2 separate regions of the Homo sapiens genome follow, and region 1 is linked to region 2. Evidence: read pairs that join two places in POLR2A ChIA-PET (ENCODE). Cell type or tissue: Panc1. All regions are shown on one strand. Each heading gives the region's core, and the rest is flanking DNA. Links, peaks and the distances in the headings are about the cores only. Region 1 has its middle 2.6 kb from the start of AKAP5. Region 2 overlaps MTHFD1 (methylenetetrahydrofolate dehydrogenase, cyclohydrolase and formyltetrahydrofolate synthetase 1).

Region 1 (2,923 bases), core at 129-2,628, 66 kb after region 2:
GGGCCTGGCACATTGTAAGCACTTGTCAGTTCCTGTTGCACAGCATCCTCCAGGCCCTGTTTGCAGAGTTAATTGCTTCTGGTACTTTTTTTTTCCTTTTTTTTTTTTTTTTTTGGCAGGGGGGGTAGGGGGGTTGGGACAAGAGTCGTGCTCTTTTGCCCAGGCTGCAGTGTAGTGACGTGATCTCAGCTCACTGCAACCTCTGCCTCCCGGGTTCAAGCGATTCTCCCACCTCAGCCTCCCGAGTAGCTGGGATTACAGGTTCGCACCACCATGCCTGGCTAATTTTTTGTATTTTCAGTATAGATGGGGTTTTGCCATGTTGGCCAGGCTGGTCTCAAACTCCTGGCCTCAAGTGATCCTCCCACCTCGGCCTCCCAAAGTGCTGGGATTACAGGCGTGAGCCACTGTGCCCGACCGCTTTCTGGTACATTTCTTAATGTCCTGTGAAACTTCACCTGGAATGGGATTTGCTGGGAATTCATTTTGTAGACAAGGGAAGGATGCAGTCTTGTCAGATATGGTGACTTAAGGATCATCTTAAAGGATTTAGGTTTCCTAATATCGCCAACAGCCACATGGGTTTAAATCCTCAATACTGGTAGGGGCTGGGCATGGTAGCTCACACCTGTAATCCCACCACACTCAGCTGAGTTTTGAAGTTCTGTTTTTTGTAGAGATGGGGTCTCACTGTCTTGTCCAGGCTGCTGAGGCAGGAGGATCACTTGAGCCCAGGAGTTCAAGACTAACCTGGACAAGACAGACCCCATCTCTACAAAAAACAAAACCCCAAAACTCAGCTGAGTGTGTGGTGCACGCTTGTAGTCCTAGCTCCTTGGGAGTCTGATGTGAGAGGTTTGCTTGAGCCTAGGAGTTCGAGGCCGCAGTGAGCTATGACTGAGCCACCGCATTCCAGCCTGAGCAACAGAGCAAGACCCTGTGTCAAAATAAAAAAGACCTATAGAAGCATTAGTGCTTGGGGTAACTATTAGCATGTGCTGGCAGAGAAGGTCTAGTGCCTTTACCTTGGTGCTAAGAGTCCCTCCAGATTAGTGGCTTTCCCGTGCCCTTTCTCTTCTCTGGGCTGCTAATGCCTTCCTTCCCCTTATTAGTAATATTACTGATAAACAAATTGTACATTCTCTGATCTCACTTCAGAGGCTGTTTCTGTGCACTGAAGATGTACACACAGTCTTAATTCAAAAGAGATAGCATTTATGTGCTGCCACATTAAACAGATTGCAACAGTATTACTATTGAGTTTGTGTTGGCTCTGTGCAACCCTCATGGTGCCCAGGAACAGATGAAACCACCAGAGACTTGGAGCCTCAGGTTCATTCAATGGTGTCCCAGGGAACGGGGTTGGAGGGCTTATTCCCAGAAGGCCTCTGAAATGTAAGAGCTATTAACAAGGAGTTATAAGTCATTTTTGGTAGCTATAGGCCCAGGCAATGGGTAGAGATCAAGATGGGATAAATGGTAAGATCAGTAGAGTATTGCTCAGATAAATATGTAAGCTATTTTACTGGCACACTGTATCTAGTGATATTAACATGATAAGCTATAGGTAGGATAATTTCTCATCAGATTGCAGAAATACATTTATAGCCTATTTCCTGTTATATAATGAAAAGCTACTAATGGGGTAGTAGACAATGATATGGGTAATAGCTTAAACAGCCTTCGTTGTCACTTACCTGAATTCAGGAATGACAGGTTTCTTTCATGCATGAGGTACTGGATACATTAAACACACACACACACACACACACACACACACACATATGGCATTGAGTTCTAGTCATATCCTAAAGAAAAACTATGGTGCGCTATGTTATTTATAGTACTATACTCTGTGTGAGTGACTCTGTGTGTATGTGTGTTGGTGGAGGTCAGGGATGACTTGTTTGTAATATACCTTAAGGAAGTCTGTCCGAATTTGCCCTTCAAATACTAAATAAATTCATCTCTCACCTCAAACTGCCTTTCAGTTCCCTTTTACTAATTTTGTTTAAAAGAAAGGCAAGTGAAGGCCAGGCATGGGGGCTCACACCTGTAATCCTAGCACTGTAGGAGGTCAAGGCAGGAGGATCACTTGAGCTCAGGAGTTCAAGACCAGCCTGGGCAACATAGGGAGACGCCATCTCTACAAAAAAAAAAAAAAGAAGAAGAACCTGGGCATGTGGTCGCATACCTGTGGTCCCAGCTGCATGGGAGGCTGAGGTGGGAGGATTGCTTGAGCCAGGGATTGTACCACTGCACTCCAGCCTGAGCAAGACCCTGTCTCAAATAAAAATAAAAATAAGACAGCTATTTTACCCTGTCTTCACCTAAATAAGCTCATCTTATTTTTTGCCTGAAACTCTTGCAAACTCCCAGGTCTGCTAGTTTTGAGAAACCTTGGATCTCAATAAGGAATAGTTCTCAATTGCTTATAAGCATAATGGATTTCTTTTGGCTTAAAGTTCAAAACTGGCAACAAGCAGCGCTAGCAACCCATAGAGAGATACGCAGACCATTTCGATAGACGTGTTTGCTGAGTGAACAAGGCTGACTGAATTTTTTTTTTTTTTTGAGGCAGGGTCTCACTTTGTTGCCCAGGCTGGCGTGCAGTGGTGCAGTAGTGGCTCACAGCAGCCTTGACCTTCTGGGCCCAAGTGATCCTCCCTTCTCAGCCTCCTGAGCTCCTGAGTAACTGGGACCATACGTGCACCACCATGCCCAGCTAATTTTTTAGATTTTTTTGTCTCCCTATGTTGCCCAGGCTGGTCTCAAACTCTTGGACTCAAGCCATCCTCCTGCCTTGGCCTCCCAAAGTGCTGGGATTACAGGTGTGAGCTACTGCGCCCATCCCTGAATTCTTAATTACAACTAAACTAGATGCTTATGGATTTTCCTGTTTTACAACTCTTGCCTCTTTTAT
Region 2 (2,923 bases), core at 276-2,775:
AGGAATCCTACCACACTTGGTTGCCTGTACCAGGACTCCGAAGGTTCTTTCCTCTTTGAGACCTTTTTCTGAATGAACTTATGGTCCACTTTTAAAATCCTAAATTTTATAAAGCCTTAACCAGTCCAACCTAGTCCGTTTATTGCATTAGATCAGAGGTTGTCAAATGGGGCAGTTTTTTCCTCCCTCTACCTCAGGGCATTGGGCATGCCTGGAGTCTTTTGGGTTGTCATATGGGGAAGGGGTATGCTATTGGCATCTAGCAGTAGAGGCCAGGACTGGTGCCGAGCATCCTGCAGTGCACAGGATAGTCCCCATAACAAAGGATGATCTGGTCCAAATGTCAGTGGTGCTGAGATCGAAAAACCCTGATCAAGAAGCTTAATGTGAGTTATTGTGTCATTGTGTGTGTGGATTAATGATGGACTTTACCCTCACTAAGAATTATAGGATTCATTAAAATTTTACACTATTCTGACTTATTTTCATGTCATAAATATCAAGCAGTTTACCTTTGCTTTCTTAGGGCTTTGAGTTAGAGACAATTGGATGGAAGAACTTTACATTATAAACTTTCAATGAAGCATAAAATAGCTTCCTCACATTAAGCTTTCAAATACGTATTTGAGGTAACTGTCAAATTTGGTAAATGTCTGGGTTAAATTATAATAATTTTTTTAGTAAATATTCTTATGTAATAATAGTACTATTGTCAGTTGACTGTCTTGTATACTGATATAGCTTTTGCTATATTAGTGATAGGTGAAAATCAGTTTTCTTTCAACAAGAAGGTAATTTAGTGTTTTAATTTGACTTAAATGACTAGCAATTTGAAATATATGTATTTCTTGGAACACTAGGTGGCCTTACAATCACAATTATTTTTACAAGGAACTACATATTAAGTTTTTAAAAATTTTTTGAAGGTTTTTTTTTTTTTTTTTTTGAGATGGAGTTTCACTCTTGTTGCCTAGGCTGGAGTGCAATGGCGCGATCTCGGCTCACCGCAACCTCTGCCTCCCGGGTTCAAGCGATTCCCGTGCCTCAGCCTCCCGAGTAGCTGGGATTACAGGCATGCGCCACCGCTCCCAGTTAATTTTTTTTTTTTTTTTTTGTATTTTTAGTAGAGACGGGGTTTCACCGCTCAGGCTGTGTCAAACCCCCCAGCTCAGGTGATCCACCCACCTCAGCCTCCCAAAGTGCTGGGATTATAGGCGTGAGCCACCGTGCCCAGCCGAAGTATTTTTTAGTAGTATAAAAATTGTTAATGAACAAATGAAATAAATCAACAAATGAACAAAATGGGAATAAAACATATTAAATAAAACATTTGTGTTCTGCATTTTAAAAATCTTATAATAGCTGGGCGCCGTGGCTCACTCCTGTAATCCCAGCACTTTGGGAGGCCGAGGAGGGCAGATCACGAGGTCAGGAGATCGAGACCATCTTGGCTAACACGGTGAAACCCCGTCTCTACTAAAAAATACAAAAAATTAGCTGGGCGTGGTGGCGGGCGCCTGTAGTCCCAGCTACTTGGGAGGCTGAGGCAGGAGAATGGCTTGAACCCGGGAGGCGGAGCTTGCAGTGAGCCGAGATCGCGCCACTGCACTCCAGCCTGGGAGACGGAGGGAGACTGCGTCTCAAAAAAAAAAAAAAAAAAAAAAAAAAAAAAAAAAATATATATATATATATATATATATATATATATATATATATATATATATATATAAAAAACAGTAATCTATTGGGGCAGGGGATAAATTGTGTCCTTGTTTAGAAGAAGACTTTTTTTTTTTTAGAAGAAGCCCTGTTGTTTTTGTTGTTGTTATTTGTTTGTTTGTTTGTTTTGAGACGGAGTCTCAGTGGGTCGCCCAGGCTGGAGTGCAGTGGCGCGATCTCTGCTCACTGCAACCTCTGCCTCCCGGGTTCAAGCGATTCTCCTGCCTCAGCCTCCTGAGTAGCTGAGACTACAGGCGCGTGCCACCACGCCTGGCTGATTTTTCGTATTTTTTAGTGGAGACGGGGTTTCACCATATTGGCCAGGCTGGTCTCGAACTCCTGACCTCGTGATCTGCCTGCCTTGGCCTCCCAAAGTGCTGGGATTGCAGGCGTGAGCCATCATGCCCGGCCCGAAGCCCTGTATTTTGAAGGTGAATGTTTTTGCTTCTTCTCTGATCAGTTACTAAAAGTGTTTTCCCTGTGCCATTTGAGAATTATTTGAGAACTACTCTAAGCTTATGGCACATTTCAGCATTTTTGTTGTCTAAAGGCAGCTGTATTTTAATCATGTAAATTTCATGCTGCCTCCTTTGCCTACCATATAGCTTCTGTTGAAATGTCCATGTTATATTTTATTTTATTTACTCATTTTTCTATATCCATAATAAGAGTTAAAGGTTATATTTTAGCAATGTGTTTTTTTCTCTGTCATAACATGTTAAATATTTTAAATTCAGCCATGATGTTAAACAGAGTGAATTGGAATTTCTAACGGATTTCGGCAGGAATGATTATATAAGACTTAGGGCCAAAGAGAGCCTGGGTGACTGTGTAGGGGTATTAGGCTATGCCCAGCACCACATCTGGTTGTCATTCAGGGGAGCAGCTAGGGCTGGAACTGCTGGGGAGTGCAAACTGCAGTATTCCCTGTTCCCTTGTCTCAGAGCAGAATTGTGGCCTCTATCCAGGTCCAATCCCAGTTAAAAAAAAAAATTCCAATGGTCTATTCTTCTTTTGAGCTATATTATTGTAGAGAATACTGACTTGAAAAAACAAAGTCACTAACTAGAAATAAAATTTGAACTGGGTGCAGTGGCTTATAACTGTAATCCCAGCACTTTTGGGAGGCCAAGGTGGGAGGATCACTTGAGCTCAGGAGTTCAAGATCAGCCTGGGCAACATGGCAAAATCCCATCTCTACAAA

Evidence for each region. Peaks named below come from ENCODE experiments on the same cell type or tissue, not always from the same donor. Only the 100,000 strongest peaks of a DNase experiment are listed, where the experiment ranks them.
Region 1: POLR2A ChIA-PET joins it to region 2 with 7 read pairs; 13 of 35 experiments call an interaction of 5 or more read pairs at or near these places.

The regions. Positions count from the first base shown.
Region 1 is chr14:64,461,478-64,464,400 of GRCh38, forward strand. It overlaps a transcript of ZBTB25 not described here. Among named protein-coding and RNA genes, the nearest start is that of AKAP5, 2.6 kb to the right of the region's middle. In Panc1, for the core only: no CTCF peak of the experiment used is centred there; no DNase peak of the experiment used is centred there.
Region 2 is chr14:64,395,463-64,398,385 of GRCh38, forward strand. All of the region lies in intron 1 of MTHFD1 (methylenetetrahydrofolate dehydrogenase, cyclohydrolase and formyltetrahydrofolate synthetase 1), which reads left to right. Among named protein-coding and RNA genes, the nearest start is that of MTHFD1, 8.6 kb to the left of the region's middle. In Panc1, for the core only: no CTCF peak of the experiment used is centred there; no DNase peak of the experiment used is centred there.